Regions from separate parts of the Homo sapiens genome. Here region 2 is linked to region 1. Evidence: chromatin loops called from intact Hi-C (ENCODE). Cell type or tissue: heart left ventricle. All regions are shown on one strand. Links, peaks and the distances in the headings refer to the core of each region. The heading gives the core; the rest is flanking DNA.

Region 1 (15,459 bases), core at 5,187-10,186:
ATAAAACAAAATTAGATAGTACTGCCCACCTAGTTGATGGCTAAAATTCAGAACACTGAAAACAGCCAATGTCAGTGAGAATGTGGAGCAAAAAGAACTCTCATTCCTTCCTGGTGGGAATGCAAAACGTTATGACCAGTTTGGAAGATAGTTTGGCAGTTTCTTACAAAACTAAGCAGATTTACCATGCAATCCAGCAATCACACTTTATTCATATCTGGACAATACCTGGAAACAAGATGTCCATTAATGCATCAGCAGGTGAATGAACAAACTCTGGTTTATCCTTACAATAGAATATTATGCAGCAATAAAAAGAATTATTGAGTCACCAATAGATATGAAGGAAATTTAAATACATATTGCTAAGTGAAAGTCTGTCTGTAAAGGCTATATACTTTCTGGCTCTAACTAAAAGATATTTGGAAAAAGCAAAACTATATATAGAAGCAGTGAAAGATCAGTGATTGCCACAGGTTCAGGGGAAGGAGGGAGAGATGAGTACGTGGAGTACAGGGTATGTTTAGGGTAGTGGTGCTCTTCTGCATGACGTTATAACGGTGGATACATGCCATTAGATATTTGTCAAAACCTACAGAATGTACAACACAAAGAATGAAGCTTAATGGAAGCTATGGACTGTAGTTAATAATAACGTATCAATATTGCTTCACCAATTTAACAAATGTAACACACAAATGCAAGATGTGTTAATAACAGAGGAAAGTGTATGTGTGTGTTGGGGGAGAAATAGGGAAAATCTTTGTGCAACTTTTCTGTATGTACAATTTGTCTGTAATCCTAAAATTACAGACAAAAGTTAGTTTATGAATTTTAATAAACAGTTTGGAATATTTTTCGAAATCTTTATTTTTCACTTGCCATACTGAAAGTTACCTGGCATGGTTCTTTTCAGCCTTGTAAGCAATCAAAATATTTCCACAATCTAATTCAATCAAGCTTGGTATTTTACTGTTTGAAAATCTTAGCATTATTTACAGATTTAAGGTATTTCTATTCCTTCTTTTTAAAATAATAATTAAATTGTTTAATGAAAGCATTTCTGACTGTAAACGTTTAAATGCTACAAATTTACATTTCTCTGTTCATAAAAGAACTTATTTTTGGTTTCTTATCTTTAAGACAATGCCACATTCATGATAAAAATATACTTCACCAATTTTGAAATAGTTCTAGTAGATAACTATTAAAGATCATTAAAAACTCTTGAGTGGATGCATTCAGTTCTCTAAATCTAGAGTGCAGCATATCATAAAGTGTCTCCTATCCCTATCTTATCATTTTAGATTTTTTTCTCCAAAGTAGTGCTCACTATCAGAAATCACCTTGTTTAGGCCAGGCAGAGCAGCTCACGCCTGTAATCCCAGCACTTTGGGAGGCCAAGGCGGGTGGATCACTTGAAGTCAGGAGTTGGAGATAAGCCTGGCCAACATGGTGAAACCTCCTATCTACTAAAAATAAAAAAATTAGCTGGGTGTGGTGGCGGCTGCCTGCAATCCCAGATACTGAGGAGACTGAGTCAGGAGAATCATTTGAACCTGGGAGGTGGAGGTTGCAGTGAGCCGAGATTGTGCTACTGCACACCATCCTGGGTGACACAGTGACACACTGTGGCAAAAAAAAAAAAAAAAAAAAATATATATATATATATATGAAATCACTTTCTTCACATATCTGTTTACTTGTTTCCTAAATCATCTCTCCCAATTCCCCAGCCCATCAGCCCCATAGGAACAGATGTACTTGGAAGTGCCACAGCAGAGGAAAACCACCAGGTAAATAAATATTTGGGAGGTGACTGATTGAATAAATTAACTTATCTAGATTTGGTTTGTCAAGGACATTCGGAAAATTAGGTAGAATTTAGCTCCATGAATGTTGAGAAAGTTGAGTTTTGAGAGCCCTAACATGGCCAATTCATTTTACAGAGGTGGAAAATGGGGCTGACAGATGTTAACTCACCTTGTCCAAAGTCTTAGTAATGGAATCAGGAAAAAATTCAATCACTTGACTTTTAACCAATAATCTTTTTTACTACAAGAGTTAATTTGCTAATGAAATCTCCTCAGTATTTTCTCAAAACAGAACAAAACCATGAGTTAAGTATTCCTTTTTCTTTGCTATAACTAAATATACCTTTTAAAATTAAAAAAAAAAAAACATAAACATGGTTATAAGTGATCTTATTTCCTGCATTTGAGGCAGCTAAACCAGTATTTCCCAAAATGTCTTAATACCCACTTCTTGATCTGCTGCAAGGAAAAATATTGTTCAGTGGTCAAATACGTTCAAGAATCATGATTATTATATAGAGAATAGACGTTTGCCTCTTAATGGAATTGGAAAATTCCTACAGTAAAGATACATGTTTAGTTAAGGGTTGGCTAAACTACTTCACTGTGGCATCCTCTCTTCAAAGAACCCATCAATATTCTACAGAACAAATATGCCATACAACACATTTTTATCCGAAAATCTTTTATAATTGGCTTATATTATTGTTTTATTCTTCAAAATGTTTTCTAAACTGTCTCAGTTCTCGTCCCATGTCATACAATATTTTATAATTTTTCAAATTCTCACTTTTATGTTCTCACTTACTAAAATACGGCAAAATATAATTTATATATACATATGTGTGTGTGTGTGGGTGGGTGTGGGTGTGGGTGCGGGTGTGGGTGTGTGGTACCTGGAACACAATAAGTGGAAAAATTTGTTTCCTCTGTCTTATCGCACCCCTTTAAAAATAACACAAACAGAAAGTGTTCTTTCTAATAGTGCAACTTACGGTCCATTTATTTTTTAATATTTGTTATTTAATCCATGGCACTCACTTTTTTGAACTGCAGTAAGGTGTTCTTCAACAATTCCTAATTTTTCTGTGAATCGTTTACTTGGACAATGCCACATTCACATATACATCCCCTAACATTTGCATTTATTCAGTTTCCTTTTAAAATAAGTGCTAAACAAATTAATGGATTTTGAAGGAGAAAGGCTTTCCTTTCAAAAGAATGGTAACCTTTATGTAGTTGTTTTTAGATATTTCCTATAAAACCTGTCTACTCTCGATACAGTCAGACATCTTTTCTTCTTTTTTAAATATTAAAAATAAGCACATAAAATAAGTCATTTGTTCTTTAAAAAACAAACAAAAAAACCAAAAAACAAAAAACCTACAAACACAAAATCATGTAAACCAGAAATCTTTCACAGAGGTCAAGAAGTCAAAAGTAAACACCGACAATGAAACACCGACAATGGTAAGATCCTTGTGAGGCTCTCGCTCCACCTTTCTCATTACTTCTATGTTTCCGTGGCACACCACGGGCCAGTGCTTACTAAGACCTCTGCTTAGCGATGGAGTTAGTGGGTCTGCACCTCTGATTGTGCTGGGCATGAGACATACTGATTAAAAATGGTAAAAGGATAAAGGAACTGGCCTTTGAGAGACAACATGGATGAATGATGAGTTTTTGAATTAAATTTTTGACAGCTTTGATCTTTACTGAAAATTTAAATGAAAAACAAAACAAAGCAAAACAGAGTTCCAGGATTTTAGAAGTGCCTTTTATCTTAAGTGAAATGTTCTCATCAGAAACTTTGGCATCCCATCCAGTGCCTTTGATGCTGGCTGTGAAACAAGACAATCCATCTTCTTAGCTGGGAAGACAGGCCCTTCACCACCCAGGAAACCATAACTTGTAAACATCAGTCAAGTTCAGATGGCTACATTTTTACTTCAGAAGTTCGCTTTGCATTTGGAGTGGCTCATTAGGGGAAAAGAGAGAGAGAGAGAAAGGGTTATGGACCAAAGTGTGTTTCTCAAAAAATTCATATGTTGAACCCCTAACCCCCAATGTGATCGTATTTGGAGGTAGGGCCTTTCGAAGGTGATTAGGGTTAGATGAGGTCACGAGGATGAGGTCACAAGCCAGGATTGGAAAGCTTGATAAGATGAAAAAAAAAGAGTGAGCTTTCTACTCTGTGTGAGAACACAGCAAGAAGGCATCTCTCTGCAGGCCAGGAAGAGAGGCCTCACCAGCAATCACCTTGATCTTGAACGTTCCAGCCTCCAGAACTCAGAGAACTAAACATGTGCGTTTAAGTGCCCAGTCTATGAGACTTTCTTTTATAGTAGCTGGAGCAGACTAATACCGACAGACCAAGAGAGAGAAAATGGAGAGAAATTTTCTGGCTTGTCTTTTAATTATTCTTTATTTATAAAAAAAGCCACATTGATTTTTGCAGCAGTGATGCAAGTGTGCTGTGCATAGGTTTGATGTTCTGCTCAAATTAAGTCTAAGTTTTTCCACTAAAGGAATTATAGTGTTAATATGCCAAGAGTCCTATCTGCTCACGTACTTCCAGTCTCTGTAAATACGTGCAGCCTGATATCAAAGCAAACCTTGAGGCCATTAACTATAACATTCTTGGAGAAACAGCTGAAGACCTACTAAGAAAAAAGTACCAAATAACCAAAGCTGGCAATTACAATTCCACCCCGAAAAGAAGGAAGGCATGCATATGAATTATGAAAAATAGGGACTGTGCAGCTCTCAGATTTTCAACAATGAATTGCTCACATTCTACACCGTGTGTGTTAAATGTTTAAAAGTAAAAGATCCCAAACATTTTGCCAAATATGCAGTGTTCCAAAGGGAAGTATCAAAAGGATACTCATTTATAAAATTATGGTTCAGTAGATAAATTATAAGGCCTCAAAGAACATGCTGTTACTTCTACTTGCCAATTTATAAATTGACTCAAGTCTTCATTTAATTTATGAAAAATCAAATCATCTCAAGAATGTTTTCGTTATTTTTCTCTACCATGTAAAATATATGTTTTGTATGTTTGATAAGTTGTATCCTGTCAATTTTAGAATTTAGCTATTTGGAACATATAAACCACATTTCTACAACTCAAAATAGTATAATGCTTAGTTACCTATCTTTAAAAAAGTAATAGTAATGCACTGAGATATTTGGGGGTGGGAGGTGGCGGACACAAGTTTAACTTTCAAAAATAAGGGCCGTGTAAAATAACTGAAAAATAATCCTATTTGAATTAAAATTGAATAATATTAAAAATAAATTTCTACTGAAAATTACACCTGTTTCTCTATTTTATTTTTCTTCCTTTTAGGATAGCAGAAAATTCTGTTAGATAAATCAGACTAACATGGGAGACATTGTAAATATTAAGAAACAATAGTAGGAAGAGGCGGACTCACATTCATCTTGCTCTTTCTGCTATTCCCTTCCAAAACCAACTGTGAACAAGCACTCAGGGTGGCCAGGGTACGTGAGGAAGCCTCCTCTAGCCCAGAAAAAAACTTTATTTCACAAAAAGTTATCCTTCACAATAAAAAACACTATTCTATAAAAATTGTTTCCCCTGGCCAGGCGCAGTGGCTCACGCCTGTAATCTCAACGCTTTGGGAGGCTGAGGCGGGTGGATCACGAGGTCAGGAGATCGAGACCATCCTGACTAACACGGTGAAATCCTGTCTCTAATAAAAATACAAAAAATTAGCCAGGCGTCGTGGTGGGCGCCTGTAGTCACAGCTACTCGGGAGGCTGAGGCAGGAGAATGGCATGAACCCAGGAGGCAAAGCTTGCAGTGAGCCAAGATCACACCACTGCACTCCAGCCTGGGTGACAGAGCGAGACTCCTTCTCAAACAAAAAAAAAAAAAAAAAAAAAAAAAATTGTCTCCCCTGACTTGAGTTATGGGAAAGAGGGTTAGCTTCACTTGGCCCTCCATGCCCCTGCCCAGGCACGTGTCTGTATTAGTGTTCTGCAGAGGCAATTCAAAGTACATTGTCCAAAGCCCCTCTTTGAAAATCTTTTGATGCTGCTGTAATTCAATTTGGTTTCTATGTTGAATCTGAAGTTCTGTGTTACTACTAACCCCCTTTCTGTAGGAAAAAAATGTATTTTTCTATACAAACCCATATGCCATCGAGGTACCTGTATTTAATATACCTCCATTTAGTAGCTAATAAATATGTCTATTTGAAAACTATTTATTCTTCCATACTTAATCATAGTGAACTATAAATCCAAACTTGACAGCACAAGAAAAGTGACATTTTTCTTCTTTCATTTCTATGCTACTTTTTCCAAATTATTTCTTGTTCTTTTTAAAAATGAAGCAAAGACATCATCATTGTTACTATTATGCCTTCAGTTAACAAAAACCTTTTAAAAAGATTATTTGAAATGCATATGTAATATGCATGACTACGTTAACAGGATTATATGCTATTAGATATTGTGATATAAAATTACAACTCACTGGGAGATACAGTCCTCTTTGGGCCTCTCTCCCTTCTATACATCTTGCTGGACTTGCCAAGATCAAAAGGTCCTGCCCGCTTTTAACAGACTATTACTCAGGGTTGCTTATGCAACTGGTAACCTAAAGAGATAAGGCAAGGTCTTCCCCTAGACAAAAGGCTTGCATGCGGCTTGCTATAACAGTAGTCCCAGCTCAGTATTCACCGGCTGTGATGCAAATCCACCCATGAGTAAGTTCCCTCTGAGCCAATTGCTTCATTCCCTGCACACAAGCTGCTGCACTGCTGAGCACTGTGTAATAAAGCCCTTTGCCTTTGGCCCCAAGACTCACGTCTTCCACCAGCAGCCTGATACAGTAGCAGGCTCACTGATTTGTAAGAGGGGTAAAATCAAACCCCAGACTTGATAATACCATCTACACAGACATTCACTGGTATGATTCAAGAATATAAATAACTGGTATTCAATGTATCCAAAAACAATCATGATGAATATTTCACCAATGCATTGCTCTTTAAAATAATACCCAAATAATTATCTGTACTGTTTCCATACCTTGACCTTTCAACTGGACTTTTCCTTAATTTGAGCTTTTTTGAGTTGTCATCAGTGTCGTGGAGACTTGCGCCTTCCAATTACACAGTGGTGTTCAAACAGAAGAAATTCCAAACTTTTCTTCCTTTTGACTATAACTACCCTGGGAGTAAAATGTCCCCCAAATAAAAACATAAAATAAATAAAATAAAAGAAAGAAAGAAAGTATCTACTTGGCAAGTGGGAGGTCAGAAGAAAAGGGGCTTCAAACATCAAAGAAGGTTCTCAAAATACTCTTTCAAATGAAGAAAGCCCCACGCTCGGTGCCTTATCTTGCAAGCTCACATGGCCAGACAGCAACCTTTAAAGGATTATCTTAACATGCGGCGAGCTGGGCCCTCTCATGTGTTCTGAAATTTAAACCAGAAAATGGCTGCACAACTGACATGGTTGTGGGGTGTGAAGGGGAATCAGGAAGAGGGAGGAGAGGCTTACATTTCCAGAATGAGCCAGAGTTCAGATAAAGATATTTGTGTAAAAAACAAAGCAACCAGGAATATGATCCTGGGCTGTCAATTTGTAGAATACAATCTAATACTTATACGCCATAGGTAGTCACAGAAGTTATAAGAAACTACAAGCCCTAAGGCATTTTTTAGAATAGAAATCTCTCTTCTCCCTCTCTCTCTCTCTCTCTTTTTTTTTTTTTTTTGCCAATATGTAGTGTGGGATTTTCTTTGGCTAAAAACTGTTCCAATTTCCCTGTTTTCTAAATATACTTTACTAAGCATTTTTTTTTACAATCAGGAGTATTGTAACCTTTGTATATTTTATCAATAATAAAATAAATCCATAATTTAAAAAAATCACACAAAAGTGTATAAAGTAAAAAGTCAAAGTCCCACATCCCCACCTCTGAATTTCACCTTTATCTGTGTGTATATGTATATTTTGATATTGTATTTTGTAAGTGTATTGTTCTGTAATGTGCTTTTTCATTTAATAGCATGATTCACATTCTTCCATGTCAGTAAATACAGAGCTTTCTATTTTTTTCATGTCTAGACAGTACTTTACAAGATGATTATATTCAGTAATGTATTTAACCATTCCCCTACTGATGAATGTTGAAATATTTTCCCCTAATTTTTTACTGTTTCAAAATCAAAAATATGTACATCAACTTCAAGCTTTTTACTATAGCCCGTGGACTCTTACGTGATTTACTACCTGTCTTTGTCTTCCTCTGGAACTTCTTATACCAAATCTTTGTGCCCCTGGCCTTTCTTCCATGCCTGGGCTAAGCCAACCTTGTCTCTGCATCTCTGTGGAATGTCCTGTCCCAAGGTATTGGCGTGGTGGTTCCTGCTGTCTCATCACTCGCTCCAAGGTTACTTCCTTGGTGAGGTCTTTCTAGAGCTCCTGTTCTACACAATCTAATTTATCCTTAGTCAATATCTTTTATACCTTCTCGGTTTATTTTCTGTACAGCACCCATCACCCTCTGGAATAATCTTGTTCATGTATTTCTTACTGTTTACTGTTTTCATGTAAGATTTTTCTCTGGTATGCTCTAATGTGTCCTTTATTAGAACAATGTCTGCCACATCATAGGCTCTCAATAAACGTCCACTGAGAAGATGCATAATGGAAGTATACTTCAACTTGGATTGTAGCACATTTACACAAATATTTCCATTAGAGAGATGCCTCGAAGTAAAATTACTGCCCAAAGATTTGTACACACAAAATATTGATGGGTACTTGCCATGGGTACTGCAAAAAAGCTTTAATGGCAATTTATATTGTCACCAATATTATGGCAACGGCCCTTTTCCCACAAATGCAGTTTTATAATGCCAATTTGACAGGTTATAATAATTTTTTTGTAAATTAAAAATCACCTTGTTCTAAAGAATCTTTTTACATTTATCACATTTGTGTTTTATCTCCAAATTAATCATTGTTGAAAATCTTTTTTATTCTTTTATCTTTTGGGATTACAGAATGTCATTCTAGTTTTCTTCCATTATTATACAAGATTGAAAGGATTTTGGTTGGCTTTCTTAGATCTTATATCCAAATGGGATTTATTATTATATGTGGCATAATAAGAACTATTATTCTTTTAAAATGTATTAATTGTCTTTTGCTTATTAAAAAATAGTCATGGTGGACATTTCTTTAAATTTTCAAAAATAAACACAGAAAAGAAAATAAAAATCACCCCAATAGAAACTTGCCTGATTTCTTTCCACTGCATTCCCTGTAAAGGTGTGTTAATAGAAATGTTTCTTTGATCATACCTATAAAGTGGTGTTTATAAAAATGTTTATTCCCGGCCAGGCACGATGGGTCATGCCTGTAATCCCAGCACTTTGGGAGGCCGAGGTGGGTGGATCACCTGAGGTCGGGAGTTCGAGACCAGCCTGACCAACATGGAGAAACCCCGCCTCTATAAAAAATACAAAATTAGCTGGGTGTGGTGGTACATAATCCCAGCTACTTGGGAGGCTGAGACAGGAGAATAGCTTGAACCCGGGAGGTGGAGGTTGCGGTGACTAGAGATTGCACCATTCCATGCCAGCCTGGGCAACAAGAGTGAAACTCCATCTCAAAATAAAATAAATTTTAAAAAATTAAAATGTTTATTCCCTTATACAACATTCCCTCATACTCTTTTGTATACAGTTTGATATGGTTTGGCTGTGTCCCTACCCAAATCTCATCTCGAATTGTAGTTCCCATAATCCCCATGTGTTACGGGAGGGACCCGGTGGGAGGTAGTTGAATCCTGAGGCCAGTTACCCCCATGCCTGCTGTTCTCATGATGTGAATGAGTTCTCAGGGGAGCTGATGGTTTTATCAGGGACTTTTTCCCCTTTTGCTCGGCAGTTCTCCTTGCTGCCATCATGTGATGAAGGACATGTTTGCTTCCCCTTCCACCATGATTGTAAGTTCACTGAGGCCTCTCCAGCCATGCAGAACTGTGAGTCAATTAAACCTCTTTCCTTTATTAATTACACAGTTTTGGGCAGTCCTTTAGAGCAGTGTGAGGACAGGCTAATACACTGTTTTTTCGCTTATGCTATGAACATTTTCTTTTGAAAATGTGATTTTTAATAATGGTACAGTATCTTAATGTGTATGTGTATTGTAATTTGTATGAGTGTATTTTAATGGTTCCTATTGTTCTACAAGTAATTCCTTTTTCTGTTATTAAAAATTAACCCACCAATGAAAACCCATGCTCATAAAATCTCCAGGACCATCTCTGATTTCATTCACAGGATAGATTCCTAAATGTGGACTCAATAAGAAAAGGAGTATAAATTATTTCACAGCTCTTTTCAGGCCTTTTACAGGCAGGTTGTGTGTACTATTTAAAGTACTATTAATCCCACCACATACAAGATGTATTAGGTACTTCTTAAGAGTGCACTGAATATAAGAAATCTGTTACAAAATGTTAGCAGAGCAGAAAGAGAAAAAAAGAAAGAAAAAAGGGATAGAATGAGATTAGATCACCTGGTAAACTGTAGGAAACAGCTACTGCCCCCAGGACTCAGGAAACTCAAGAAAGTACTTTATCAGAACTTCTGAGTGCTGAGTGCATGCCAGGACCCCTGAGGATGGGCCGACTGAGTGGGTAGAAACCACCAAGGCACTGCCTCCCAGTCACGGAGGAGTGGCATGGAGAAGGGATCACAGACACTTCCAGAAGCAGGAGAGAGGGAAGGGTAGAAAAGAGAAAATGACAGCGCCTTTCCCCTGACCTGCCTTTGGATCCACTGAGCAGATGTCACAGGAACTCGCTGGCAAGGGCATCTGGGAAATACAGTTTCCTCCCGAGCCAAGCATTGCGGAGCAGCACAAAGGGCGTGGCTGGGGAAGGGTTGGGAGAACAGGGAATCACTCTCACACCCAAGAGTGCATGGAGCATATCTGGGTGTCTACACAGGTAAGAGAGTGAGGGGTCAAAACCGGGCTTCTTATGACTCTAAAATGTATTTTTAGAGCAGTTACCAGGAGAGCTGACATTGTTGAATCTACCTGAGAAGCCAGAAGCCAGACTCTTTGTATTACTACAGAATGTGATTCCATGCTGTTGCCAAATGCCAGGAATTTCTACATCGACTGCCATCAGGACATGGAAGTCTCATTGTTTCTTAAAACGCAACTATTCTTGAAGACATGGAAGGTCATCCTTCTTACATCCTTACATCCTTCTTTCTGTGGCCCTCCTAGGCTTGTCACGAGTCAGCACGAATCCCAAAGGTACCAGCAGCACAGAAGCTCACACTCTGTCATCAGAGCTGGGTTGGCAGTGACAGAAATGCTTATGCAAACACAGGCTGACTTCTCACTGAATGTATAGAACATCTAGGAAAGAAAGGCAAAGGATTTAGGCCAAAGCAATACCTCAATGCAGACAACTAACTAGTGGCAGCTAGCTAGTCACCTGCTCTCAACTCTTCAACGTCCTTCAAATATTTTCTCTAATTGATATAGCATAATTTGTGATGCCAACAACCAAGTGTTTTTTCACAATTACAGAGAGCCAAACCTGTGTCTCTGCTGCTCCCTTAGGCTACTTATAATATTGGCCTAGTTCTCTTAGCTGTCAGCACAATTACCTTGTGATTAAAAAGATAACATCAATAGGAATTTCTTTTTTATCAGCTAAGCCATGGTTACATGTTGCATGGACACTAGCACTCATTACCCCATCCATATTTTGGTGAGATTTTTGCCCATTTCCTTCGTTTTCACAGAAAATGAAATAAAGCATAAGCTTGTTGGTTGCAAAGGTGACATATAGTAAGTCAAATAAACCCATAATGAAGTTCCCTTATACTTCAGGTTAGCTTCAAAATCCCACTCAAATATGTATCCAAAAAGAAATAAAACAGGAAACTTTCTGGAATAAGTTCTTTTGTTGCTATTTTTATATTGAATTGGCAAATGTCATTTCACTGTCTGAGGTCAAGGGAACACAAGGGAACAGGCAGTTCTCGAAACAGAAAAGTTGGAGGTGCTGTGCCGTCTCTAGCTAAGAAAACTCTAGTTCTATGAAATATCATTCCACCTGAGAAAATTTTCACATGATTAAAAGATAACAGTGCCATAAATCTACCCTTGAACATCAGGTGTGACTCTTACTATACTACCCAATGTCTTTTAAAAAATATTTAGATCATTAGCCAATTTGTGTGGGTGATACAATTGTACACATTCCACAAAAATATCAGCCATTTGTCTAGTTCAGCATCTGGTAATGTCAATTAAGGGTTTTATTTACTCACAAAGAGAAAAAAGTAAAGATATTAGTTTCAAATTAAGTCCAACAGTCTATTGAGTACGTAGTTTAAATGTATTTCAGCTCTTCATCCTCCCCAGGGCAGAGATCACTGGCAGAAATTAGCATCCACGGATAGGAACCAACAACAGGGTAGCTGATGATGTTTAGGTGAACTCCCCTCTTTATAATAACAGAAATAACCCCTTTTCCCCTACAAAGCCCGTCTACATTTTGCATAGCACTAAGGATGGCAGACCTAGGAGCTGAGTTAGCCAACCCTGAAGGTATCCTGCCTCAAGACTTGTGGCTATTTGGAAAAATAAGCATCCTCGTCATGGGGTCAGTGGAATCGGGGCAGTTTGCTGGAGTGAAAGCCCCCAATTAGGTCACCCTGTACTTGTCATCAAGAATGAGTACACATGGCCTCTCTATCATCAAGTGGCCACCTACGCTTTTTGAGTGGTAATTCTTGAAATATGGTTTTCTCTATGAAGAAAGCTTTTCTCTCCATAGAAAAAGCTTAACAGCAAATTTCACTGTAGTCGAAATGTTTCACCTTTCTTTCCTTTTTGATGTGATCGTCAGCTCTTGACTGCATCTCGTTTTCTCATGCCTGCTTTCTTTCTGCTGTCAGTCACAATCCTTTGTGACAAGGTGGGATCACCTGGCAGATGATTTGGATGTTGCCTCTCATGGAGATATATCTCATTGACCCTTTCGAATTCAGAGATTTTTTTTTAATATAGAAAAAAAGGCATAGCATTTTAACATCACTAACTAAGGCAAAAGATAAGGACACTGGACTGAAAAACCAAGGATGTTGTATAAATATTCGTCCTTGTGTCACTATTTTATTGGCTTGAGGTATCCAGGAAACAACTTCATTTCCCCAAATTACATTTTATTACCAAACAAAAGATGAAAAAAGTACTACTTATCCCATTAAACTAGCATAATGGTTACTTTAATTGGAGGGGTGGGAGAGAAAGAAAGGTGAATCTACTTAGATTTCTTGGAGAAATGAACTTACAAAAATGGAAGCTGGTGGCAAAGCCAAAGTGAAATTCACGTTTACTTATTCCATGCAATATTTCTCTGTCCAACCTATGTAAAGCACTACAAATGAATACAGTCATAGCAACTAATTGAGTTATCAGCATCTCCAGAGTAGATGTTACTAGTATGTCCTGGCATATGAATGGTAGTATTATGTGGGATATTAGTAGTTCACTAAGAGTCCTATAGGACTTCTTGTGTCTGGAAAAAGAGTTTAGTGAGTGATACTGAAAAACCAACAGCTTGGCTCACGGGCATCATTGAACAAATGGTACTGAGCATGGAACGCAGCTACTCAGAACTTATGAGCCAAATGGGTGTTTTCCGTACATGGCTTCTTGTCCAGAATGCTACTGCTATTAGCCCAATGGCCATCACTGGTTATCAAACATCCTGACCCAAGTCAAAGCCAGACGAAGACAGAAGGCCATCGTGGGAAGGTGAAGCGATTCATGCTTAGGGCAAGATAATTATTTGGTATCCTTTCAATCCATTTGTTCAACATTTGCTCCCAGGAGAGGCGGGATGCTTCCTGGGGACAGATTAGAGAAGAAGGGACACTGCTAAGTGCTCATGTATTATTTCAAGCAGTTCACTCTGGGCCCCGACCCAAATCCTCAGGCAACAAAGCAGCACCCTGCAGGTAATAGGAACTGTCTTCTTTAGAAAGCAGTGTGGTGACCAGGTGTTGCTAATCATCAGAGTCTCTTGGTGACTCACAGCCGCCCTCATGCAGCTTTGCGAGTTCTGACTGCCAACACACACAGGACTCTTCCTAAGTATTATTTCAGCTGAATTCTGGGATGTGAACATCAGACTTTCAAACCCGGCTTTCTCACTTTCTACTGGGGTGACCCTAAATACAAGTTATTTCATTTCTCTGGACTCAGTTTCCTCATTTATAAACATGAGAATAACATTATCTACTCCACTGGTTGCTGTGAGGACCAAATAAAATAACACAATTAAGGTGTTATCTGGTATATAATAACCATTCGATAAAACTTAGCGATTATTATTTATGGCATCCATTCCACAATGGTACTCAATGGTACTGTGTACACTGCCTAAGAATCCTAACCTTTATTTTTGCTCCACTCATCACTTCTATTTCCAGTTCTGTGATGCCAACAAATTGGGTAATTGTACAGCAGCATGTTATTATGTTTCTTCACCTCCCCTTCTTACTATGGGTCCCTTCTCCGCCTTCCTCAAACATGGCAGCCCTGTGGGATGTTGAGGCTCTTGAGGCTCCTCAGTTTGAAATGAATGAGCTTGCTGAAGTGGAAACATTAGAAGGGCATGATTGGCAGATTATTTTGCTCCAGCACCTTCTTGACAGAAGTGCACAAAGCTCTTCAAGAAGATGGAGCTGCTGCCAGATGCCCTCTGTCCAGCCTCCTGGAAGCCCAGGAGAAAGCTGGAGTGGACGCCATCCTTCTGGCCTCCTCCTGAAGGACATACTGGTTTCCTTAATTTCTTTTCTACTTTTTGTCCTTCAGTCTGTTGTCCCTGCACAGCTATAGAGAAAACAAGGATTACAGATTCCATGTCGTTTTGCAGCCAGGGAACATCTTTGGCTAGAGATTTGACGGAAGTCAGTGCCAAGTGGCTGTGTCCCTGTAAGCAGTCCATTATTTCTAATGGTCTATTTGCATGCAAACCTCCAGGCCAGAGGCAGAAGTAAACATCCCAGAAACTTGTCCCTGGAGACTCTGGGACACTCTCATTTACACGCTGTGCTCCATTCACGGCGCTGAGTTTACTCACACGTGCTACACATGCGATCCTCACGACAGCCCTGTAAGATGGTATTAGCATCTCCATTTTATCAGAAGAAAAATAACTTCCGAGAGGGTTAAGCAATGGGTAAACACGGACATAAATATGGCAACAAGAGACACTGGGGACTACTAGAGAGGGGAGTGAGGGAGGAGGGAGGGTTGAAAAACTAACTATTCGGTGCTATGCTCACTACTTGCGTTGCAGAATGATTTGAACCCCAAAGCTCAGCATCACGCAATATACCCATCCAGCAAACCTACACAGGTACCACCTGAATGTAAAATAAAAGTTGAAATTATAAAAAATTGTAAATTACAAATAAATGAATAAATAAAATTTTTTAAAATACAGTTAAGAAGGGGACTTTGCAGTCTGGTGTACCTGACACTAAAGCCCGTGTATCTTTACCATATCATGTTTAAAAAATCATTTTCAAGAGAGGCAAGAAATTTCAGT
Region 2 (15,459 bases), core at 3,665-8,664, 180 kb before region 1:
TCTGATAAATCAATTTTAGCAGAAGAGTCTCTTTTGACATGCTTAATTCAATGAGCAAATTGTAATGGGCCTATCCCTTAAGACACTGGTGTTTGTGTGTTTGGGAGTGTTCGCTCAGCAATCTTGGCCCTGATGCTGGGGGAATTTGAACCTGACAGGCCCAGAGGATGGGGCCAGCCCCTTTCCCTGGCCTATGGCTCCGGTGCTCCAGACACACACACCTGAGCTACCTCCCTTAAAGGTTGGAGGTCAATTAAATCCCTCAAGTACCTACTACCAAGCTATTTGTTTAAAGACTATTTTGGCCATTTTTTTGATCAGTAGGATATTGTCACGTGCTGCCAAAGTGCTGCAGGTGGACATGTTTGTGTGTTCTGAAGGACTTACATCATCCTGCAATGGTCAGCTTTATGACACAAAGAATGAGTGATAACTCAGTCTTCTCAGTTTTGTGTCGTTTGTGGTTTTGTTTGTGTTTATTTCTTTCCCTATCTGGGGTAAAAGCCTCAGTCCCTGATTCAGCAGCTTTCTATCTAGGTGTCTGATTTACTGAATTGCATCATCTCTTCCTCATCAGTGTTTTCGCTTGTTTGCTTGTTTGTTTTGAGTCAAGGGCTCTCCGTCTGTCACTGAGGCTGAGTGCAAGTGGTGCGATCACAGCTCGCAGCAGCCTCAAACTCCTGGCCTCGAGCGATCCTCCCACCTTTGCCTCTTGGGTAGCAGGGACTACAGGTGTGTGCCACCACACCTGATGCCTGGCTAATTTTTAAAATTTTTTTCGTAGAGACGGAGTCTCACTATTTCCCAGGCTGGTCTCAAACTTCTGGCTTCAAGCAACGCTCCTGCCTCGGCCTCTCGAAGTGCTGGGATTACAGGTATCAGCCACTGTGCCTGGCCTCCCTTCAGTCGTAATTGCATTTTGAAAACTGGGCCTGCAGCTCTGTGGATACCACACATGTTCTATTTGAGCCTATATTTCTCTGCTGGCCGAATTTCTTAGGAACCTGTGCCAATTGTTTTTCATCTTTGATCATCAGCCCGAACCATGCTGTGTCCACCTGAGGGGACGGTCCAGCATCTCTGTGCCATGGCAGATGGACTGCCGGGGCTCCACCTGGTTTTGGAACCTGCAGTTTGCACCATGGCTCTCCTGACTGCAGAGCCACCGGCAGCTGCTGTGTTTCCTCATTTCCTCTAACCCCAGTCTGTGGGGCCTTCCCCTTCAGCCTGCTGCAGAACCCATCCCTCTGGTCAGTTGAAAAATGTGGGTAACTGAGTTGGAGGTGGCATGAGGGGACTTTCTGGAAAAGGTCTAAAAGTCTGTCTAGAGGAGCGTATACATGTGTGTAGGTAAGAATGGCATCAAGTTGCACACTGAAGGTTTATGCCCCTTACTATATGTCAACAACAACCAAGAAAAGAATCACCTGCCAAAGTCAGTCACCACCTACTTAGTTCCCTAGAGTTGCCACTGGCTCAATTCATGAGCTTATGTATGTGCCAAGGGGAAAGGCTTCCTCCTCCACTCAGGTTTTGAACATTGTAAACACTACCAAGCAGCAAACAGATAGAGCCTGAACGTGTGAAACTTAAATATCTATTTAGTGTTTGCCTCCTCTTCCCATTTTTTTTTCCTTTGACAGAAAAATTGTAGTAAGGGGACAGTGCTTTTTGTTATCTTATTACTGTGTGTGTGTGTGTGTGTGTGTGTGTGTGTGTGTGTGTATGTGTGTAGCAAAGTCTACATCCTAGAAATGTATGCTGCATGCCACAGCTGGGGGCCTTTGTGATACATGTGATAGGTGAAATTCATTGTAAAGGCATATTTGAGGTGATTTTTCCTTATTGTAATTCTCTGTGAATTGGGAGCTGCACTGAGGAAGTGACAAGGATGAAATGATGGTTACTATGATCAGCCTGTTTTCCCCAACTAAACATTTTCACTTGGTTGAAAGCTACCAGAGACTACAGTCAATAATAACTTAATCGTACATTTAAACTTAAAGAGCGTAATTGCATTGTGTGTAACTCAAAGAAAAAATGCTTGAGGGGATGGATACCTCATTCTGCATCCTGTGCTTATTTCACATTGCATGCCTGAATCAAAACACATCATGTACCACAGAAATATGAACACCTCCTATGTACCCACAAAAATTACAAATGAAAAAAGAAAGTCATCAGGTCTCGAATATACTATAAACATATGTGTTTACAGTCTCTTCAAACATATACCAAGAACCTTATTTAAATCTCACCAAAAAGAATTGTCGGCTCACAGGACAAGCTTAAGAGCTGTCCACTGTGATAATGTGACAATCCCAAACGAATCTTTTCTCCTCCTTTTTCATATTTCTCCCTTCCCCACATTGACTGAATGATATGTTGTCGGTTCCTTTTGTTCCAATCAGGTAGTTTTCAAAATTTCATGGCAGGGGAACTGAGTTAACCAATATATACATAGCCTAATTAGCTTTCAAGTTGGCTTTATGGGGCAAACAAGCAAGTGCGTTATACAACAGGGAACAGTGGGCTCCCCTCCCTCCTGTATCTCAATGACTGGGCACACAAATGCATCCCCATATATTAACTGGACAACACAACAGCCCCAGCTAGACCAGAGATGGTAGACACCAAAGAGGACATCAGGGAACAGGCAAAATCCAAATAACATGATTCTAGTTTAAACTGGATTGGCCTCATTCTCAGGTGAAAATGGGTTTACACAATGCATCCCTGCAACATTTGTAAGCTTATTTGTTCCTTTACACCACGTTTCATTCAGAAAGAACGTGAAACAGCCCATAACAATACAAGCAAGTGAAGATATCTGTGGAGGGGAGTGGGCTGACCGAGGAACAGAAGGGTAGGAAATGTTGACCCAGTCGGGGGTGACGTTCCAGTCCCAGGTCAGTTCCCGAAGTTTCATGTGCTTGCTAGAGGCAGGACACCTATTTGTTTCTAAGCTTTCCAGCAAGCATAGGAAAGGGAAGTGGGATTAATTACATAAATCACACAAACCATTTGCATATTTCTTTGCTATTTCTGGTACTGAAACCAAAGAATACAAGTGGATGCTTGGTGTTACCAACATCTGCACATGAGCTGAATAAGGATGATGGTCATATTGGCTCTGGAACCACTTACAGCTTCTACTTCAGATCATGGATTTCCACACATAGTAGGTATTAAATGCTTTTTGAATTTAACGGGACAAGGGAAGGTAATCAGAAAATGAAGAAAGAAAAAGAGAAATAAATGCATAAAGAGGGTCAGGCTTGGACAAATATTGATACAGTGTTGTACAAGAACCATAGAATCCAACATGGTACACCTGAGATACAAAATAACAACAGCAACCACAAAGAGAAACATGGGGAGAATCAGGGAAAGAAACTAAGAATCATAAGTAGGAATCACTAAGTGGGAATCAGGTCCTAAGCAAATTGCTTTATGTGCATTTGATTATTTATTCCATCATTGCTTGTCAGCTTCCAACTATCCCTGCCCAAGAGAAAAGTGCACAGACACACTCAGATTTAGGGGTAGGAAAGAAGTTGAGAATAAGAAAAGAGGTTCTGAAAGGTTAAGGATCTTGCCAAAGGTCACACATCTAGGAAGAGGAACTTGGTTACCTTATCAAAAACAGGAAATCCATTCTCAGTTTGATAATGAGTCAGATATTGTACTGACTCATTATCCCAGAATACGTACAAACATTCTCAGTGATCTGAGTTCCTGGCGTATTTTCTTTTGTATTGCAATCTCACAAATAATGTGTAGAGAAAGAAAGGAACTGCATGCAAAGTGTGTTCTTTTTACACACTTACTTTGCATCCACCAGTTTCTACCCTGGACAAAGACAGGGGTTGGAGCTGTTATTTGCTGTATTACTGCTGTACTAGTCCCTTCTTGATGGTTCCAAATACACTACACTCTAGTCATTAAACACAGATGTTGCCTGGAGATCAAACGCTACACTTAAAATCATGATTCAATCTGCGTTTACATTTAGAATGGGTGTAAACTTGAGGAGAAATGCTGTATTCAGAGATATTGAAGACAGACTTATAAAATATAATAGAATTTTATATTACACGTAGAAGCGTCTCAGCCTGAGGACAAGTGGCACTAGCTGTAGTTGCCGTCAGGCTGAAGCCTGTCTATGGAACTGGGCGGGGTGGATCTACCGGGAGTCTACTGACATGGGACAGTGAAGAACCACCTGGGAAAACATCACTGTGTGTCAGGAGGGTGTGCAGGCACCCAAGCATCATGCAAATCTAACACTTCAGTCTGAAACATGGGATGGCAAGTTACTACCACTCAGCCAGCTCCCATGGGCTCATCCCAGGATCCTCGCAGGAGTACACGGGAATTTTTCTCTTATTAAAACATGTGTGGGCATACCTCATTTTATTGCACTTTTACTTTATTGTAATTTGCAGATATTGCCCTTTTTACAAATTGATGTTCTGTGGCAAGCCTGCTTAGAGCAAGTCTATTGGCACCATTTTTCCAACAGCATATGCTCATTTTGTATCTCTTTGTCACACTGTCTTAAATTTAACCTTCAACTAAATAACTATTGTATTATTTGAAACGTTCAAGTAAACTAAAGTTTTGTGAAAACTGCTTTTCACCTACTTCTAAAATGCATTATTATTGGGTCATTTCTGACACCTTTTTTTCTTTTTTTTGGTGCTTTTCTGCCGATTTGAAGAAATAATGATAAAAAAGAATTTCTATAAATGTAAGGATACTTGGTTAATGTATATTTGCATTTCATTGACAAAATAACATTTTCCATAACCATGTGGTCTCAAGCAGATAAATTCCTGTCCAGAAGCACGGTGCTACCTTCAGCATTTAAATGTCGGGAGGCCCAATGTGTTCTCACATTGAGAACCACATGCATTGGAAGGTGGCTGCTATTCAGATAGGGAAGATGTAAGAGGATGGAGAACAAATGAGGTCCTAAGGAGACATGTAAGGCATTGGGAGTTCTTCTGCTGCAGAACCCAGGCTGCAGCCCAAAGGGATCTGAGAGACAGCTGCTACTGACAGGGAACTCACACAGGCCACATGGAGCTGTTTCCCTGCCATCATCATCTTCTGGTGGGTCTCCTTGCTGACCCACTCTGAGGATAAGAAGGTGAAGGAGATGTCCTTGACAGATGGCAGCCTATGAAGTAGGTTTCTCTGTGTAAGAAAGTCACCTCCCCTCCTGTCTTGGTATGGGGAGGGAAAGACTGTAAGCCTCTCTGTCTTATAAAAATCAAAGATTTGTGGTTCCAAAATTATATGCCAAAGTATACATCTTGGAAGGAATTCAATATGGTGATAAAACTATAAGTTGGGAAACTAACAACCTTGGTCCTAGTCCCAGATCTGATCTGTCACTGCTGACTGCATGACCAAGGCAAGGCCTGTCTGATTTCTAAGCTTTGGGCTCAATAGCCATAAAACTTTACTAACACTTGAATTGCCGCAGTATGCCGCCCCTCGATCCCTACCATACACCCCATTTATGCAATAGCCAAGTAACTTTTTTCCAGCTCTTTCTTCCTAGTTTTAGAAAAATACACTTACTAGTTCTAAAAATCCAAACAGGTGCACCTGACTGCCCCAGGGAGAATCCCCTGAACTAGTGCTATCTAAGAGAATTTTCTGTTGACAGGAATGCTCTAAACTACAATGAATGCAGCAGCCTCTAGTTGCAACTGCCCAGTGAGTCCTTGAAATGTGGCCACTGTGGCTGATAATCTGACTATTTAATTTTCTTTAATTTTAATTCATGAAAATTTAAAAAGTCATATGTGCCTAGTGGCTGACATATTGGACAGTACAGCTCTGTATCAACTTTTGCTAATTAATGTACATATCCAGGATCTTGTACTTTATTTGTCCTTTTAATCAATCAAATCCAATATTCAATAAGCAAAAATTACTGATTGCATAATAGGAGGCTTCACAAAAGGGCAGAGTCTAGTGAAGTAAAAAACATCCACTGTCCTCTCTTTCTCTTGATTACTTCCAACATTTACAAATTTGGGCTTGCCCCGCTGATATGGTTTGGCTGTGTCCCCACCCAATTATTAGTTCCCATAATCCCCATGTTTCACAGGAGGGACCTGGTGGGAGGTAACTGAATCATGTGGGCGATTTCACCCATGCTAGTCTCATGATAGGGATTAAGTTCTCATGAGATCTGATGGTTTTATAAGGGGCTTCTCCCTTCGTGCGGTTCTCATTTCTTCTCTCTCTTGCTGCCCTGTGTAGAAGGACATGTTGCTTCCCCTTCCACCATGATCGTAAGTTTCCTGAGACCTCCCTAGCCATGCGGAACTGTGAGTCAGTCAAACCTGTTTTCTTTATTATGACCCGGTCTCCGGTATTTCTTCATAGCAGCGTGAGAACGGACTAATACATCCAGCCTCCTTTGACTTCCCTTTTGCTGATCCCCACTGAAGTTAAAGATGCACATTTCACACGTGCTTTAAAGATTCTGAAATCTGCATGTTTGGAGTAGGCCAGGCAATATTGAGAAGTTTTGGTATATAAACCTTTGAGAAACTTAAAGTAAACCAATTTTCTCCACTTTTTAACAATACGAGTTTCTGTCTCCTAAATGAAGCATTTATTTCAAAACTCTTATACACAAAACTGTAATCTTAAAATAAGGGTGGGGGGGTGCTCCTGACTGCCTTGGTCTTCTGTTCTGACTAATCTTAACAAAGAAAGCCTCATCTAATAAAGACAAAAGTGGCATCGTTATGAAACTTGTATTGGGCTCTGCTTCTGAACATATATACTGGCATTTTCCTAGATTTGTGATATTATTTAGTACATATTTCACCTAAACTATGTATTCCACAGCACATTTTCCAATGTTATGGATATTTTTTCTAAACTCATCTTAATTTTCCAAGTTCAATACAATGCATAGCCATTTGAAAATAAATGCCCACTAAATTTCAAGCTGTACAAGGTAAACTTACTTTTTCCCCCCACTAAATGATAAACTTGAGTAATATATAGAACCTAACATTTGTGCCAATTCACTCTCCTGCCACCCCTTCTTCAAAATCATAGGTTTCCAAATAAAGGAAACAAAAACTTACGGCTGAATACCCTGCTCCAAATTAAACATAAAGTAATCAAAGTCATTATTAAATGTTTTTCATGTTGTCGAAGGAAACAAAACAACAGGAAGGACAAGAGTTTAGGTCAAGAGGTTCCGGTGTTATCTGCGTCCTTCATTATAAGTGATTTCAAAATCTTTTTCCCTCCAGGAAAAACTAGTGAGTAACAGCTTAGTCTAAATGACAGCAGCTCTGTGGTACGAAGGGTCCACATTTCAGCTAATTTTCAGCTCTTCTTATCCTGATACCATGAGATGGAATTTAATAGATGGCTGGAACATCTATAACATGACATTTACCAAAGGATGTGTCAGCGGCATCCATGGCCTCAACAAAGATGGAGCCTTCAAAACATAAATCAAAGAAAAATATAAGAACATCTTAGAAGAAAAGGATGACAGTGATCCTGCACATTTAAAATATTTTAAATGCCTTAGGGACTCTACGGAGCAAGTAGTGTTAAAAATAATGATGTACCAACTAAAGATATTTAGCTCCCTGTTAAGAGAAGAGGCTATGTAGCAGAAGGAGAAAATCTTTAGATTTTTTTTTTCAAAACATGTGGTTTGAGAGCCCACCTCACACTGTTCCTTTGGTAATTCTCTTATTCTCTGTGAACCTTGTATAGTTTTCTTGGGTGTAAAATAGTCACAGGATTCCCAACCTTACCCAATTCACATGGTTATTAAATCAATAAAGACAATGTGTGTGAAAATACTTTTTGAGCTGTAAAAGGCTCTACATGAAAAGCTTATGTAATAGAATATTAAATTGGAGGTTTCAATTAAAGCCAGATACAAGAGATACTATAAACCAAAAGAGGTGCTGATTGCCTATGTGAATTTACAAATCTAAACATCACTGACATAATTTTTTTAACAGACTTTTTTTTTTTTTAGCAGTTTTAGGCTCAAAGCCAAATCAAGCAGAAAGTACATCCTTTTCTTCCAAACATGGGCTATTTTGAAACATCTCATGAACATCATATTTATAGATTGGTTTGTTGGAGTGAGTGGAGATAATGTTTGAAGGTGAGATAATGTTTGAAGGTGATTTCTTTGTGGAAGAAAAGGGCTTCTATGGAAAGACTCCACTCAGAGAGCTTGATATGGCTCTTCTAGAGTTAAGGAGAAACAGTGATATGATTTGGATCTGTGTCCCCACCCAAATCTCATGTTCAATTGTAATCTCCAGTGTTGGAGGTGGGGCATGGTGGGAGGTGGTTGGATCCTGGGAGCAGTTTCTCATGAGTGGCTTAGCGCCATCCCTCTGGTGCTGTTCTTGGGATGGTGAGTGAGCTTTCACAAGATCCGTTTGTTTAAAAGTGCGTAGCACCTCCTCCTCACTCTGGACAGGTAAAACATCTCACATCTCCTTTGCCTTCTGCGGTGACTGGAAGCTTCCTGAGGTCTCTGTAGAAGCATAAGCCACTATGCTTCCTGTACAGGCTGGAGAACCATCAGCCAATTAAACTCCTTTTCTTTGAAAATTACCCAGTGTCAGGTACTTCTTTACAGTAAGGCAAGAAAGGACTAATACAGAGAGTGAGTTCAGGTCTGACCCGAGTCCCACTTGATAATGTTAAAGGCTAGCTACTTTGTTGGTATAGTTATATTGGGTTTAGTCTGTGATCCCAGAGTTTGTTAAAACAAAATATGTATGAGAATGCCCAATGGAAAATGAAAAAGAGCTGCACTGAAACCACTTTAGTTTCTACCCAAGATGTCCTGGAAGACCAAGGAGACTCCAACAGAGAAAATCGGGGTGGATAACAGTGAAAAACCAGCAGCTGAGAAAGAAGTGATCACCGGAGGAGGAACATCAGTATATGCTTGGAGGTGAAGCAGACATTTCCTCTGGTGACCTCTAAACAACTTGTACAGGAGCCAATGAGATAAAGTTTGCTTTTCACACTTCCTACACTTGACAGCTTAAACATATCCCATGACAGTGTCAGCTGAGTGAGAACTTTCCTGTGCCCTCTTGCTAAGCTCCTAAATTGTGCTTCAACACTGAGGTATCAGAAACAGAAGAGAGCAAAATGGCAGTGCAGGGGAGCAAGTTCAAGGTGGGGAAGGACGGAGGATGCCCCCCACCCCAATATACACCACCCCTCCAGCAAGTGCCCAGCCTAATGCAGGCCCAGCAGGAGTACATGGCAAGCTTTTTATTTGTTTAGTTGGTTGTTTTCAAGAGACTGGACACTACTATGTACTGAAATAAAGCTGTAATTGAAACTTAAAGTTATCCATTTGGCCCTGGGAGAAAATCTATTAATATAACATGACATTTACCAAAGAATGTGTCAGCAGCATCCATGGCCTCAACAAAAATGCTATCTGCCAGGAGGACATGGAAACTCCTTTAGAGGAGACAAAAGAATCCTCAGTAAAAGGAACCACCACCAGATACAGCGTGATGGGTTGTGCAGTTGAAGCTACAAAAGGTTTGTCTTGGACATTAATATGGTTTGGCTGTGTCCCCACCCAAATCTCATCTTAAATTGTAACTCCCACAATTCCCACGTCATAAGAGGAACCCAGTGAGAGGTGCTTGAACTATGGGGGTGGGTTTTTCCTGCACTGTTCTCATGATAGTGAATGAGTCTCATGAGATCTGATCATTTTAAAAAGAGGAGTTCCCTGCAAACTCTCTTTTTGCCTGCCACCATCCATGTAAGACATGACTTGCTCCTTCGTGCCTCTCACCTTCCACCAGAAGTGTGAGGCCTCCCCAGCCGTGTGGAACTGTAAATCCAATAAACCTCTTTCTTTTGTAAATTGCTCAGTCTCGGGTATGTCTTTATCAGCAGACATACAGATATACCGGGAGCTGCTTTACAAAAATCACCAGTAGGCATGAAATTTCCAGTGGCTCAACACGTCCCACTATGACCAACCCTGGTGATAAGCTCAGTGTCTGACACAGTGGCTGCCACACCTGCTCGCTCTGAATTGTCATTTCCAACCCTGCCTCTTCATTCTCCAACCTGAACACCAACATCATTCCACAAAGAAGGCCCTGTGTACACTCTGCCTTTTCCTTCTCTACAGTCAGTACTGGATCAATGTCCACATAGGCCCTATCCACAACCCAACAGCAATCTCCTGGTCCTACTTAAGAGCACATTCACCTTCTAATTTCAGGATCTTCTTTCATAGTCTTGCCATACCTTTCGTGGCTCCAACGCTGTTCTTTGAAAAGAAAACTTCTTTGAGGCAGGAGAATACTCTGTCCCTTTTTAATGCTTGAATCGTAAGTTTAATACAGAAGGAAAGCCCTAGGAAGTAAATCATTGTAGCTGCTTTAAACATTTGAAGAGCCTACAGGTGGAACATTCCTTAGATTTCGTTTTTTTTTTTTTTTTTAAATAACAAAACTAGAAGAATGGGTGGAAACATTTAGGTCAGATAACTTTCTCTCAAGCTCTTTAACAATGAAAACAGTTTTGTGAAAAGCAATGATTATTCCTTTACTCAAAGTGCTCTAGCAAAGTCAGATGACTACAAAGCAAGCATGTAAGAGTAATTATCTTCTATAGGAGGGAATTGAGATTAGACGACTGCAAAGTTGATTCCTATTCTAATTATCTTCTATAGGAGGGAATTGAGATTAGACGACTGCAGAGTTGATTCCTACTCTAATTACCTTCTATAGGAGGGAATTGAGATTAGACGACTGCAAAGTTGATTCCTATTCTAATTATCTTCTATAGGAGGGAATTGAGATTAGATGACTGCAAAGTTGATTCCTATTCTAATTATATTCTATAGGAGGGAATTGAGATTAGACAACTGCAAAGTTGATTCCTATTCTAATTATCTTCTATAGGAGGGAATTGAGATTAGACAACTGCAAAGTTGATTCCTATTCTAAGTATCTTATATCGGAGGGAATTGAGACTAGACAACTGCAAAGTTGATTCCTATTCTAATTATCTTCTATAGGAGGGAATTGAGATTAGATGACTGCAAAGTTGATTCCTATTCTAAGATTATGGATAGGCCAAGGTATACAATGACTATTATATCATTCATTATCATAGTCATTGTATACCTTGGCCTACCATTAATTTACTTCATGAAACATCTTAAACATCAAATAATAATAATAGTAATAAGAATAAAAATATCTACTATGTGGCAGGCACTATGCTAAGCACCAAAGTATGGTCCCTGCCCCAAGGAAATGAATCTAATAAGGGAGCCCAGAACAGGGGGACCCAAATAATCAAGACTTAATTTTTTGGTCATACTCCATTTATTTCATGAACTCTGTTTATGCAAAGTTTATATTTTTATGATAACATTGAACAATAGACATATTATGTCATATTGGTTTATACTGACCTTTACCTAAAGTACTTTAAATAAAAATATCCTATTCAGAGACAAAGACAAAGAGCATGGTTCTCATTTGTTTGTAGCACATTATGGGAGGAGTAGAGTTCATTTCTCCATGAGATACTACTGCTAGCTTTAAATTATGGCCATCTCTGAGTGTACGCTTATTAGCATGGCATTCTAAATTAATATGAAATTCTGTATGCACAACTGAAGATTCATAACACATTAAAAAAAATAGGGTCATTCTGACACTAGACAGAAATATAATTCTTTGAAACTAGCCGTGGGAGAACCCGTAGTTCAATCATACCAACAAATGACTGAAGGGTTTTAATCATACTCAGAGATTCAAGTGGACCATGCCCAGTGCATGCCATAGACTCTGGCATCAGTGAGTATCGTGCCCTACAACAAACCCACTTGGCTAACTAGTCACTTTACAAATCATATTCTATGAGCATTTCCCTTTTAATTTTCATAATTTCCTTTTTCCCAGTACGCAATACTCTTCCATTTTCTTTTCAGCAAGGGAAAACTCCATGTTTCACTTCTAATCCAGTTCTAGAATCTTAATCCCCACTTTAGAAAACAGAGTCCAGTGAATTTTACTCTTTTCAGGGAAAGCCTGCAGAGTAAGTGTCAACTCTCCCTCAACCTTATAAGAAAACTAATGTGACTCAATGTGAGTGCTTTCAGCAAGAATCTGAGCTCAAGTTCCCCAGATTAAACTCTCAGTTTGGTTTCTTTCTCGCCGGGTGACCCAAGTAAAGTCAATTAACCTCTCCGTTTCCCACCCGGCTTTACTGATGCATTTACGCAGGTAGCTGGATATTCCCAGATGGAAGAGCATGCACGCATACATTCATAATGCAAACTCATATCACAGTACTGGTCTGTACTGGCTTGCCTCATTCTGAAGCAGTATTTTCAGGGAGACTCCCCTGCCCCGCACATTTTATCACTGTAAGATAAGATATTTGTTTCTTATAAAGCATCAACAAAGGATCTACTATGTAGGAAGAAAAGGCTACTAAATTCTATTTATGTTTCCCCAGTGAGATTTTTGAGCCATTCGCTTCTTAAGCACATAAATTAACCCACTGCCCTACAGATGTAGTTTTTACTTCCACAAGTCTTGATAAAGCTCCTCAGTGCTCAAACGGATAATATGTCAGTTTCACTCTGCAGAGACTCAGGAAGGTACATCTATGTGTAGAAACAGGCACTGGAGAAAAGTAGCATTTCACACACAAAAACAGTTTCAAGGCTAGCCAAGTCTAGTACAGGCAAAGTGATACAAATAGGGCATAGAACAGCAGGGTTTCCACGCAGGAAAGAAACTGATGAGTTCAGGAAAGTGGGCTAAAACGGTGATGCATTTACAAATGTGATAGTCGCTGATCATTGCCAACCCAACGTGCTTCTCACCCTCTGTCCTTGCTCATAGGAATCCGATTTTTTTTGGAGATGGAATGGGCCCAGACTAGGGGATAAAATAGGACTGGTCTAAGCCAATCATGGCAATTCTGTTTCCATGTGGCAAACACTTGCTTTTCAACATGCTTCGTTACTATCACTGGCCATATGGCCCAGTTATAAATGATGAGCTGTAAGGAGAGGCCTATTAGGAGGCTTCTAAGAATTATCTTTTTCCATTTTGTTTATTTTTATGTATTTATTTATTTTTGAGACGGAGCCTCACTCTGTCACCCAAGCTGGAGTGCAATAGTGCCATCTTGGCTCACTGAAACCTCTGCCTCCTGGGTTCAAGTGATTCTCCTGCCTCAGCCTCCTGAGTAGCTGGGATTATAGGCACATGCCACCACAGCCAGCTAATTTTTGTATTTTTAGTAGAGACAGGTTTTCACCATGTTGGTGAGGCTCGTCTCGAACTCCTGACTTCAAGTGATCCACCGACCTCGGCCTCCCAAAGTGCTGGGATTACAGGTGTGAGCCACCGTGCCCGGCCAGAATTATCTGTTTTATATAGAAGAGACAGGCACTGCTGTGTCCGTTGTTATCCTGCCTTGCACACAGAATTGATGCCTTGATGCTCTGTTCTATGCCATGAAGGACAGTGGCTAGTAAAGCTAGAAACAGCCCCGTCAGTGTGTGAGTCAACAAGAATGTCCTGATGGGTTTATCTGCTGTGTGAGTGCCTGATCCCTGCCAGGAGACAGCATCACGAACCAATAAACAAACCAACCAAGTTTTTAAACATGATACATACATGTAACTACAACGTAAAATGAAACAATAAGACATATGAAAAACGTTCTTTAGAGAACCTTATTTTTTCTTTTATGCTTTGTAGGTACTTTAGGTTGAGTTTTCTCAAACCCTTCTATGTAGTATCAAGAAATATTTCTCTTATAAATATTTTAAAAATGTATCATCCTGCACAATGAATAAGATTGTAGATCACTTAACCAATTTCCAATTATCTAAATTAATGACTGCATGTCACTACTAACTGACAGACTTTGTAAAACTTTTAATATCTTTTACATAAAAAGTAAGTAATACTGGCTTGGTGTACCTCATTGCCATAATGATATGCATATGTGAAATTAGAAAAAGCACTATACAAATATCATAACAATTAAATATTTAGGTAAAGTCTGAGCTTAGCTCATGATTTATGGTAAGCATTCAATAAATTATAGGGATTTTTTTTTTTTTTTTTTTTTTTTTTTTTAGATAAGGTCTCGCTCTGTCACTCAGGCTGGAATGTGGTGGCATGATCATGGCTCACTGCACCCTTGACTTTCCAGGCTCAATGGATCCACCTGCCTCGGTCTCCCAAGTTGTTGGGCCTACAGGCACATGCTACCACGCCCAGCTAATTTTTTTTTTTCTATTTTTTGTAGAAGCAGGTTCTCACTATAATAGTAGTCACTCCTTATAGTATACATACAACAAAACCATGTACTTTGGAAGTAATGCAATAAGTAACATGTTTTAAAATATATACACATACTTTTTCAGAGTAATATGCTTTTAACTTCCTGCCCACAATTTTGAGAATTTCAAACTAGCAGCATGGGTCAAGCGCATGGCTGGGTATCAAAACAAAAACACTGAGACACTCTACACAACAAAATGCAAAGCGACATCTGGTATGTTCCCATCTCTCCAGGGTCCTCATGATGCTGAGCTTTTGAGCATTCTAAAGGTACACTTGGGGAACTTGCGTCTGCAAGACCGACTTCTTTTTCTGTCTCCCTTTTTCTTAAAGAGTAGTGAGTAAAATCATTACCAAACAAACAAAAAACAGTTATCATTACAGAGGGATCTCTATTAAAGAAGCAATGAAAGGCTAGCACTACTGTGGGCTGGATGAAAATAAATAGCTGGATTGAAAAGTCAATGAATTACCAACATTGACCCACATTTCTCTAGACTTTAATTAACTGACATCATCCCAATGAATAACATATGATAAATAAAATCTTAATTCTAAAATACTAGGCAAAGGACAAAGGCTCTCAACGTACGCATTTCTGTGATACAGAAGAGTAACAACGAATTGGCTAAAATTGCCGGCAGCTCAGCTAGATACCATTTTACTTATTTCAGATCAATGCTGGGTTTCTCCCTCTTCGCCAAAGCTGAATGTGCATCACTCTGGCTTTTGCCCAGGTCCCCACATAGACTTTGATAAAATACTTACTCAGTCCACCTTCGGCTATCACTCCTCCCTGAACTCGTCTATCCCCTCCATCCTCTTCTTCTCTTAACTATGCCTCTGCTCCATGAGACCCTCAGCTAAACATTGGAGGAGTCTTTGAGAGCCATTCAAATGATCTGATGTTTTCCTAAAAATTAGTGTCTTTGAACAAATGAAGCTTTTGTGACCTATACATGTGTGTCCTATGGCCATTTGTAGGAGTTGGTTCTAGGAAGGCTGCTGAAAATCCATTCACCAAAGGCTGATTCACTGGCTGGCCAACTTACCTAATCGTTTA

What was found. A loop is a pair of places that touch in the nucleus more often than their neighbours do. Peaks named below come from ENCODE experiments on the same cell type or tissue, not always from the same donor. Only the 100,000 strongest peaks of a DNase experiment are listed, where the experiment ranks them.
Region 2: a loop joins it to region 1, with 2.2 times the contacts of the local background. A loop is called at or near these places in 2 of 110 quality-filtered maps.

Annotation. Positions count from the first base shown.
Region 1 is chr6:162,357,424-162,372,882 of GRCh38, forward strand. All of the region lies in intron 2 of PRKN (parkin RBR E3 ubiquitin protein ligase), which reads right to left. LOC105369171 (a long non-coding RNA gene) reads right to left here. Exons shown (of 3, transcript XR_943200.3): 2 at 12,719-12,876; 3 at 5,727-11,243. Among named protein-coding and RNA genes, the nearest start is that of LNCR-SMAL, 130 kb to the left of the region's middle. In heart left ventricle, for the core only: no CTCF peak of the experiment used is centred there; no DNase peak of the experiment used is centred there.
Region 2 is chr6:162,178,283-162,193,741 of GRCh38, forward strand. The region is part of intron 4 of PRKN (parkin RBR E3 ubiquitin protein ligase); the gene reads right to left. Among named protein-coding and RNA genes, the nearest start is that of LNCR-SMAL, 49 kb to the right of the region's middle. In heart left ventricle, for the core only: no CTCF peak of the experiment used is centred there; no DNase peak of the experiment used is centred there; H3K27ac peaks cover 1,074 bases.